Regions from separate parts of the Homo sapiens genome. Here region 1 is linked to region 2. A link is a loop called in an ENCODE intact Hi-C map of the cell type or tissue named here. Cell type or tissue: ovary. All regions are shown on one strand. Each heading gives the region's core, and the rest is flanking DNA. Links, peaks and the distances in the headings are about the cores only. Region 1 has its middle 3.0 kb from the start of LETR1. Region 2 overlaps LINC00924 (long intergenic non-protein coding RNA 924).

What was found. A loop is a pair of places that touch in the nucleus more often than their neighbours do. Peaks named below come from ENCODE experiments on the same cell type or tissue, not always from the same donor. Only the 100,000 strongest peaks of a DNase experiment are listed, where the experiment ranks them.
Region 1: it touches region 2 in a loop (2.8-fold over the local background); 7 of 110 quality-filtered maps call a loop at or near these places.

What each region holds. Positions count from the first base shown.
Region 1 is chr15:95,327,399-95,332,789 of GRCh38, reverse strand. No RefSeq gene overlaps it. Among named protein-coding and RNA genes, the nearest start is that of LETR1, 3.0 kb to the right of the region's middle. In ovary, for the core only: a CTCF peak has its summit at 4,028; DNase peaks (open chromatin) are centred at 3,139 and 4,919; H3K4me3 peaks cover 2,931 bases; H3K27ac peaks cover 3,927 bases.
Region 2 is chr15:95,466,024-95,471,414 of GRCh38, reverse strand. The region is part of intron 3 of LINC00924 (long intergenic non-protein coding RNA 924); the gene reads right to left. The region is part of intron 1 of LOC105370993 (a long non-coding RNA gene); the gene reads left to right. Among named protein-coding and RNA genes, the nearest start is that of LINC00924, 36 kb to the right of the region's middle. In ovary, for the core only: no CTCF peak of the experiment used is centred there; a DNase peak (open chromatin) is centred at 2,404; H3K4me3 peaks cover 716 bases; H3K27ac peaks cover 3,165 bases.

The DNA.
Region 1 (5,391 bases), core at 179-5,178, 140 kb after region 2:
CTAAAGATAGTAAAAGGTAGGGGGAAGGGACTAAAAACAAATCAACTGTTAACACCACAACTGAAATTTAGCAAAATAAGTCAATAAATAACTGTTTACTCCCTAGCACAGCCCTCAGGAAGATTTATTAGTGATAATACACACTGAATACTAATTTAACAAAAATTGCAATATAACTGTCTTCAGAAAATAAGAACGTGGGTATAAATGGGGCTGTGAATAGTATAGAGAGACAAGTCTTCATCTTTAGTAGAAAGTCAAGAGATGATTTCTAAAACTAAAATAATGCTAAGAAGAAGAATGGGAGGAAGACCAGCAGGTTCCATATCGATAGGGAAGTGAATTCTGAAAGAATACAATAGAAATGTTGGAAGTAGTTGCCTTTGGGAAAAAGAAAATGGGGCTGGGGACGGTGGCTTCCCAGCACTTTGGAAAGCTGAGGCAGGCAGATCACTTGAAATTAGGAGTTCGAGACCAGCCTGGCCAACATTGGGAAACCCCATCTCTATTAAAAATACAAAAAATTAGCTGGGCATGGTGGTGTGCGCCTGTAATCCCAGCTAGTCAGGAGGCTGACGTGGGAGAATCGCTTGAACCCAGGAGGCGGAGGTGGCAGTGAGCCAAGATTGCACCATTGCACTCTGGCCTGGATGACAGAGCAAGACTCTGTCAAAAAAAAAAAAAAAAGGAAAAGGGAAATGGGTGAGTGAAAGAATATGTTTTGCTATATTTTGGAGCTAAATGTTAGAAACTATAATTGATATAATTATGCCACATATAATCCGCAACATATGTAAAGGTACTTTATTTAGGAGACCGAGATAGAAAATCCAGTTTAATCTGCAGTCATCAAAGTTCAAACTGTTCACGATTTGTAATAAGCAATGCTCTTATTCTATCACAAACAAAACACATGTTCTCTACTAAATAATATATAACTTCCCTTCTCAATTGTAGAAAATAGACATCTAACACCATACACAGTTTTATTCTTTTTTTTTCCTATTTTAAAAATTATTTTATTTATTTATTTTTTCTTTTATTATTATACTTTAAGTTTTAGGGTACATGTGCACATTGTGCAGGTTAGTTACATATGTATACATGTGCCACGCTGGTGCGCTGCACCCACTAACTCGTCATCTAGCATTAGGTATATCTCCCAACGCTATCCCTCCCCCCTCCCCCCACCCCACAACAGTCCCCAGAGTGTGATGTTCCCCTTTTATGTGCATTTCAGCAATTATTTAGCCATGACAACGGGAGAGAATGTAGGAGCCAGGTTCTCCAAACTTTGTTTTACTAGCACAATGGGGTCATAAGTTTATGAATGAAGTTTATAAAAATAAACATTTTGTGGTTTTGGATATAAGAAACCATAACACAAGAATTACTTTAATTAAAATCACTTAATATTGTACAACCCAGCATTGTGTTATATTTCAACAAAATGGTGTACAACGATAAACATTCACTTGCATCCATTAATGCATTTAATTCAATAAGTAGATTTTGGGAACTCATCAGATGCTCAGCTTGTGAGCATTCAGAGATGAGCGACGTCATCAAGGTGTCTGTCAAGTCTGCTTATCTAGTAAGTATGAGATCCTAGAATTCTTAGAATTTAAAAAAATGTTTCATCTACATTTTTATTTCATTGGCCAAAAAGTGTCTTCAAATTAAGGTCACTAGACCAATCTCATTGATCAAAGGTGAAACACCTCCTTTAATTTGGGTGCAGTTGATTAAAGAGAGAATAGGAAGAAAATAGGTAGCTCTATATTCATGAAAAGACTGTTTTCCAAAGTATTCTTACTACAACCTACTTGAAGCCTAGCATTCATTTTCCTCTGGAAATAATACTTACATGGGAACAGCTATCACTTTAAGAAGAGTGTGTTTGGTGTTCTAGGGCACCTATGGCTTATTTATTTTCTATTGGCAATACTCATATAAGTGTGTTTGCACATGCAAATGTACCCCAATCATGTTGTGTCTGGGAAAAAATAACAGTATAGTCAACTGAAATAGTTATTAGTGTTTCTTTTCTTTACTTCTCTTTAAAGGCACACAGTCAGAGTACTAAGAATACAGACATGTGCCTAGAAGTTTCACAGTAGCTTACATTTCAGCATGAAATTCGGTATCGGATGGTATATTATTTTCTCCTTCCCATCAACATTTTTGCATGAACTGCATTATGCATAGCCTAGGATTTGGGGAAGGAGGTGTATAGATTAAATCCCATGGCCACGAACATTTTGCTTCAAAGTAAAATGCAAAAAAAAAAACACAAAACTTGTGACCTGAAGTCACTTCAAAGTGAGTCTATGAAAATAAAGATGTTTGAGAGAATTACCTTTTTAAAAAACATTATTTTGAAACAAATACACCATTTTGAAATAGGCTAATGTGCACGAGCTCTTTCTTGGCCATATTATTTTAAATGTATGACTTTTTCATTTCAAAGGAAAGAAGCTCTTTTGCAAATGCCCTTTTCTAAAATGTAGAAGAACAATTTCCGTTGCAAAGTAGGTTGTGCAGAGCCTCTGCGATCTTACCTAAATTATTAATTTGGTTAATCAGTGCATTCCCTTCCCAGATATTCTAAAGGGAGACTAGTCCCACTCCCTGTCCAAGATTTTACACAATATTAATTAGCAAATTTTTATTTAAAAAATGAAAACAGTAGTAAACCCAGTCAATGCCCAGTTGTCTTATACAATATATATGATGCAAAAATTGGTATATTTCATTATAGTTTTCACAAAGGAATTTGGTCTATATTTCTCCTACACATACAATCTACATTTTATAACCGAACAAACCTCCTTTCCAAACCCACTACAAATAATTTCTTAAGATGTATAATTAGGACACCTGTCTCAAATCCTTTGATAGGTTTTTAGTTCATTTCTTGGGAGAAGTGTTCTGGTTGTTTCTTTTTTAATCAAAGCTACTTTGCTAAATTGCTTTCCAAGCAGACCTCAGAATATTTGCAGTCAAAGTCTGGCCCTGGCCTTGTCGCAATTTGAATATTAACAGTCATAGTTTTACAGCCCTTCCATTTTGAGTAATGCACTGCAACTTCCACAATTCAGCCGTCATTTTTTCCCTTCCTCACCCGGCCCTGGCCCTCAGAATGTTTGCGTGGTGTCACCGTGAATGTGCTTGGAGCAGAGTTATATGGCATCATTTGGAGAAACATTGCGTTAATAACCAGAGTTCAAGGGCAAAGGATATAAACGGAGCAAATTACAAGTCTGAACAGATATATAGCTTTTGCTAAAAGGGACATGGGCTGCTACTTTATTTACTGGGCACTGGTGCACTTGTGGAAGGTGCCGGAACGCAAAAAGGCATTTTTGAAGGACCACATCACAGCCTAAGAGAACAGCATACATCTTCAGACTAGGAAGAAAGCTAGTGCAAGGATCAACGATTCTATGTCTTAATGAGAGAATACGATTTGCTATCAGGTACCTTAAGTTTCTGGGGTAATTTCACAGAGGATAATATCATTTTATGTGCCACCATGGAAGGAAAGCAGAGGTTTGTTGGAAACCTGAATTCTATCAGTCATTTCAAACTGCACCTTTGCTCAATTTGTGAAGAATTTTTTTGCTGTAACCATTTTAACCAGGGTTATCAACCTAGTTCAAAATTAACACTATGAAAGAGTGATTTGTAAAAATGCTATATTTTATTTTTATATACCAACTTCAGAGCTATTTCAATGATTGAACAGAAACCAAAATCCAAAAGAGAGGAAAGAAATTTTTAAAGAAACAAAAGGACTTCATTAATAACTAAAGAAAATGAATATCAAAAAATAATTCCCACCTGCTACATTACCAAATACTTTTCCAAATAGTCTCAATAACATGGAGCATACTTTTTTTTAAAATGTGATACATTTCACAATGTAGACATATATCAAAACGTCACATTGTGTACCTTGAATATATACAATTTTTATTTGTCAATTTTTCTTCAACAAAGCTGAAAAAAATGTAATACAAGATTTTCCTGCTGGCAGGATGGGGCGGTACAATACTTTTTTTTGTAAGTTAGCTTGAAAATGATTGTAAAAAAACTACGAAAATGTTCCTAATGTATGGCCCATTTATTCCACTTCAATAAATTTCTTTGAAATTAATAATTTAAAACATGGAAATGTTGCCTCAAGATGTTCCTTACTGTGTTATTTACTCTAGTGAAATCCAAAAGCAACCTAAATATCCAACATCAGGAAAATAGTTGAGCAAACCATATATACAATTAATGAAAGATTATGCAGTTATTAAAATTGGTTAATATGGATATTCTCTAATAATATTAAAAAGTCCCTTCGACATAATGCTGTGTGAATCACTACATAATCCCACAATTCAAATGTACTCTTTTATAAGTATGTAAGCATACATATAAACAATTCTAGTAAGAAGCATGCATACATTTAATTTACATGGGCATTTTTTTGGTATATGCTGTCCCTGTTAGCCTGATGGGATTATTATGTTTCCTTTTCCCATTTCTTTTTTCTAAAGTTACTGTTCTGTTCATATGGTATTTGAAAGAGAAACACTTGTACTTAAGCTCTCTCTTTCCACCCACTCGCTTTTCAATCAGTTATATAAAATATACCTTGGTGATATGTTTCCATCTCATTTATTACTATTTTAAACATGGCTTTCACTTTCTTCGTGGTGGTAGTGGACATGGCAGAGGAAGATGGTGTAATTCAAAAGCACAATTAAGCAGAAAATCATTTTCCTCCTAGAAAAAAAAATCTGGTTTTTTCTAAACTATTTTACTCTCAGAAGTAAATGAATCAGCACCTGCAGGACTGACTGCCTCCTCGACAGGAGATGCTTTACCTTCAGCGTGGCGGTTTGCGCAGGAGGAATGCTTGCAGTGAATGGACCTGTCTGTCTTTCAGTCGCCAAAGAAGAGCCCGGATGACACAATAGCTCTCTATCAGCCCCATTTCTATGGTGGTTCACGACTTATTCTCTCCTGCTAACCGTCTGCCTGCTTCGACCCTCACTCTCAACCTAACCAGTGTTAAAAAGGACACTTCTTAAATAGAATTGCCTAAAACAATGCACCGTCATCCTTTTGCAAGGGCAAACAAAACATATTCAAATTGCTCATGACTTTTAAACAAGTAAAAGCTAGATAAATTATGAAAATGTTGCATATCCTAATGTGCTATATATATATATATAGATATATATATATATATCGGGCACATCCTTCTATTTTTTTCTTTTTCGAAAAAAAAGTTTACTAGCGTTTACTAGCCAATTATCTTATATTTTTAGCCTGTGTAGAATATCTAAAGTGTATTGTCCACGCCCCTCCTTTTTAACCCATTTTCAATGGGTT
Region 2 (5,391 bases), core at 162-5,161:
AATGGTCCAGCTCCTCAGAATCTGATAGCTCCACCAAAATAAATTCAGTCTTTGCTTCTTTCAAAACACTGACATACTGATCCTTAAAGCTACATATGTTTAAGAACAACCAAGGGGAGAAAAAAAATTCCCCCTTGTAACATTTGTCTTCTGAACTTTGAGCTGATTATTTTTCTTCCACATGGCCTGAGGTCTTAGAAAGGACACCCTTTTGGTAAGATGGAACATGACATCGGGAAGTCCCAGCTACTGGTGACACAGACAGGAAAAAGGATTATGTAGAGAAAACAATTTCAGCCAAAGAGAAGTATCACTGGGTCAGATAGAGAGAAGGGAAGTAAAATAAAAATGTATTCTCATTAAAAGTTGGCCCTGTCTGCAGAAATTCAAAGTTGACCAGATAGAATGTTCTCTCATTATGCTTCTGTGTTGTTCAGACCTCTAAATGTATTGTAACCCTGGAAGATGGAATAAAATTAAGTCCAAAATAAGAGTAAGAAAGAAAGTTAGGTCTAAACAAGAAAAAAAATTAGTAGACTTTAAAAATATTAGAGGTAAAACTTGGTGGGTAGAAAATATGACCATGTATCCCAAAAAAGATAGCTAAATAAAAAATGCCAGGGACACAATTTAGGGAACTCACTCATGCCATTCTTATCAGTGTTACACGTATCTTGGGAGTGTCTCTCTGGCATACTCCCAGGCACAAGTTCTATCTAAAAACAGAACGACTCTTGCAGTGTTCACTTTGTGAAGGTTTTCTCAACTGTTCTCTTAACAAAAATTAGCACATATTTGTTTTTAGTTCATACTGAGATTTGTAGGACGAGGACCTCAGACCCACAGTTCCTGAGCAATTATTCTGTAATTTTTCTTGTCACTTTATAATTTAATTCCTAAAGTATTAGAAATAAATTCAATCTTACAGTAATCTCTATTTCCTTTTTTTTCTTTTAAAAGTAAGTCATTAGCTTTTTTTCTTAATAAGTGTAATGAAGGGGGTATAGAAACACCATTTTTCAGAGACCATCCTTTGGAAACTTAATTTCGAAGCTCATTTGTCAAGAAGACATGGCTGGTGACAAGTTCCTGGGTGGCACAAACTGCATGATCTAGAACTTGTCGTTTAACATGTCCGAATCTTGATTTGCACAAATGTAAAAAGGAATATGGAAATAAGTCTATGTCAATCCAGGGCTGAAGATTCAATAATTATATGTATAAAAGTGTCTGACAATAGCTGGCTGATTGGGTTGAATCCTAGCTCTGTTGCTTTTTAACTATGTGACCTTGGGTAAATTGCTCAACCATGTTGTACTTTAATTTCCTTATTTTGAGAGTAGGAATTAACAGTATTTACCTTATAGTGTTTTGTTGGGGTTTAAATGAGTTAAAAGAGCTAAATTGCTTAGAAGATATTTAAGAAGTACTGTATAACTGTTTGCCGTTATTGTTATCCTTGTTGTCACTATTAGAGTCTCAGTGAAAGATACTCTTTCTTTTTTTTTTTTTTTTTTTTTTGGCGGTGAACTCAAGAACACTGGAAAACAACAATACCACTGGTTTCTTAGATTTTTGCAAGGATCACAGCTGAAAAAACATCAAAGAAATGAAGGATTCCGGAAGCTCTGGTAAAAACACAAAGGATTCTTCCAGGCTTCTTTTCTCTTGTGAGTTAGGACAGTGCCATTTTGACGGAGTGTGGGAGCCGTTGTCAGCTGTCCTGGGAGGGTTAACTCACACCTAGGCGGGAGCCTAATGCCATTAAGTCAGGGAGAGTAATGAAATTTCATTTAATTTGTCAGGAAGAAAGTGCTAATGTTAAAAGGCATTTAATAAAAAAAGGGAGCGATTGTTTGAAAGGGAGTCCTTAAGTAATTACTTCAAGCGTCTTATGCCTACTCACCAGAATATTTACATTAGTGTCTTACAGTGCCAGTGTGTAATCAAATTAGTGCAGCATTGACAGTCCCTGTTTTTTTTTTCTTTTAAGGAAGTGTGATTTTATTAATAATCTTCCTTTTAAAAAGAGAGAAAAAATAACTTGATGTAATCAAATCAAACGTTAGCATATTTTTGTTTTTGAAAATTTCTTACTAAGAGAATCGCTGGGTTAATGTTGCAGGTGAGTGCACGTGTTGGTAAGAAGCGCTGACTCCAGGGCAGAGTGGCCGTGCTCCTTCCTCATCCCCACTTACAAAAATGCCACCTTTTATCTACTCAGACCTGACATGGAGATTCAGGTCAGCAGCCAGACCGTCAGCATATTGCAGTGGATACCCCTGCCTAGTCCGGGTTCTCTTTTCAACTTGTCTGCGAGGCAAGGAGGGATACAGATGTGGGAGTGAGGGGAAGTCCGCAGGAACCCGGGTGAGGCAGGCTCATCCCTCATCACTCTGTGCGCACGGAGCAGCTCAGGCTCTCGCCGGCAACAGCAAGAGGAGTTAACTAATGTGCTGGGAGTGGGGGACGGCCCATGGGACCACGACTGAATGCATTTGTACTTTTACAGTCAGGTCACACTGAGGAAAATGATTCTTAAACATTTCTTTGGAAGTAACTGCTGCTGTTTTCCAGATTAATTTATGAACATCGGAATGAATGAGTCTGCGCACTGATATCATGCAAATGTTTTCCTTTTATCAGGTCTGTCTTCTAAGGGATATGGGCAAGAGCATAGGCTGCTGATTGGAGACACAATGAATAAGATATAGAAAAGGAAGTATAGACTTACCTCATACAGGGGATTTGAATATTAAGAGAGGTCAGGTTATCCAAAAAGTGTGTAAACTATAAAGTGTTACTAATTCTAGCTACTATTATAACTATGGCTGGAGAGATCTTACTAAATTTCAAAACTGATTGTATCACTCTCCTTCTTATTATCATTCAGTGGTTTTCCATAGCTTCAGTGAATGCGTGAACTTTGCAGTAAACCATGCATCGCCTCTGCTGATTTCCAGAAGTCACATCCTTCAAGAATCTACTGTTTTTCAAAATATCAGGTCTTCAGAATAGAAGAATTCTCTTATCTCTAGACCTTTGCATGTGTTTTTCCCTCTGTCTAGAGCTGAGTTGCCCAGTGCTTTAGCCACTAGGCTCGTGTGGCTATTTAAATTTAAATTTGAAAAAAAAATTAAAATGAACGAACATAATTTAGTTCCTCTCATGCATTAGGTACGTTTCAAGCCCTCCATAGCTGTATGTGGCTGTGGCCACCATATCGGGAAGTGCAGCTGTAGGCCATTCATTTATAGCAGGGGGTTTCATTAAACACCTCAGGTTTATAGCCACCTTTTCTACCTTCTGACTTCATCTTTAATTTTTCAGCTTAGCTATCACTTCCACAAGGAAGTCTTTTCTACCTCCATCTCATTCCTTCAATGAGAGTTGGGATGTCATTTTTTAATATCCCACCCTATAAAAATTGCCTATATGTTTATCTGAATTTTCTGATCTAAGATGAGGCCGATTTTCTGATCAGCTCATGAGGTCAGGGTCTTGTCTTCTGAATTGATCAGCATTATATTGTGCACTTGGAAAGCAAATAATAGTGAAACCATAATGGAGTGTTTATTAGGTGCTATTGTAAGCACTTTATATGTATGATCTTACTTAATACATAAGTAGGTACTATTTATCTCCTTTAGTACATAACTGGCTGCTATTGTTATCGCAATATTGCAAACAAAGAATCTGAAGCACAGAGAGGTTAAACCACTTACAGACACCCAGAGGGAGAGGGAAGGGTGGGGCTAGGCAGCTGGGGCCAACTTAGGCTCTGAACCTCCATGTCTTTGGCGTTCAAACAACTTTTGTTGAACAAATGTAGGCGTACGTATGAATAGGCAATAAAGCAGACAGTAGTCACTCTTTCCTAACATCACTGTTTTATTAATTGTACTGATTTTCCCACCAGTCTGACTGTAAAAAGTATCGTTTTCTTTTAATAAGTGTTTTACGCTTTCTCCTTCAGTCCTCAACTGTAGGGTGAATAAAGAAGGCGTATTATACTGCCTCTACAAGTAAGAAACCTGATGTGTAGAGAGGGTAAGCAAGATAAAAGGCTAGTGGGCTGATACTATAAAGTCAAAGTAAGACACAGGCTTGGCAACTATTCAAGTGACATGATGCATATGGGCAATGAATCCAAGTCATCAACTTTGATTTTCTTTGGCATTAATGTCTTAGTTTTCTCACTGCTCAAGTCGTATTAATTAGCAATATCATTTCTTTCTTCATAACTGCGTGTGTTGCTAATGTTATTTGTTAGAACGAAATAGCTAGACATTGTTTTCAACAAATTAAGATGTCTATAAATAGGTCCCCAATCAGACATTAAGCCTCATGACTATTGTATCAGTACAGCTATTAATAAATCAATAATGTGGTTTTTGCCTATAGACTATTTTTAGTGTTTCAGATTGAATGTTGATCCCAAAAAAAGAGACTTTTTTAAGGCAAATTCATTTAATACAAAATTTTGGTTTAAGTGAGATTCTCATTACAGCTGAAGCTTAAGACTGTATCTTTCTGCAGGGTCCAAATACATTAGTAAATATGAAAATGGAGGGTTAATTGAATCTCTGTGGGACTATATTCCATTTTCTTGGAAAATCAAAGCATCAGCATGGATGAGTTGGTGTTCTGGATTTTGTATACTCAAAGTAATAGCTACCTAATGCTTTGAGGACTTAACATCGAGCAAGTGATAGTCTATGAACTTTACCTATACTGACCCCTGTATTCTTGGCAAGAAATCTATAAGGTTATTGTCTTTTTTATGCAGATGAGAAAGCTGAGGCATAGTGCTATAATAATTTCCCCAAATCATACTGCCAGGGAGTGACAGACTGTGATTTGAACTTATGTAATCTAATTTCAGAGCCCATTTTCTTAACCACTATTCTCTATTGCCTCCTGATCAACAGGTCCAAACACACATGCAAAATTTATACAGGGTTTTAGAATAGTTTTTCTTAAAAAGTGAGAATTATAAAGAACTTTCTGTGTTTTATTGGAGGGCGCCATCCTAAAGGAAAGTTCCCTTTGGATTGTCAATGCAGTTTTAAAAAGCGAAAAACTGCTAAATAGAAAACTACAAGAAGGGATTCCTGGTATAATTGAGCTCTTCAATATGTTTGAGGAATTTAGTTAGTTAGATAAAGAAGACTATTAAGGAACAACTATTTTATAATCTATCTTTTACTTTTATTTTCTTACTTTTCAATATAATAGCACTTTTGTCCAATGGTAGCAAAAAGCTTTCAGTTGGTTTTTAGATAATTTTTCTAAGTCGGTGACACTTAATAGTGCATATTGGCCAGATGCGGTGGCTCACGCCTATAATCCCAGTACTTTGGGAGGCTGAGGCAGGCAGATCACGAGGTC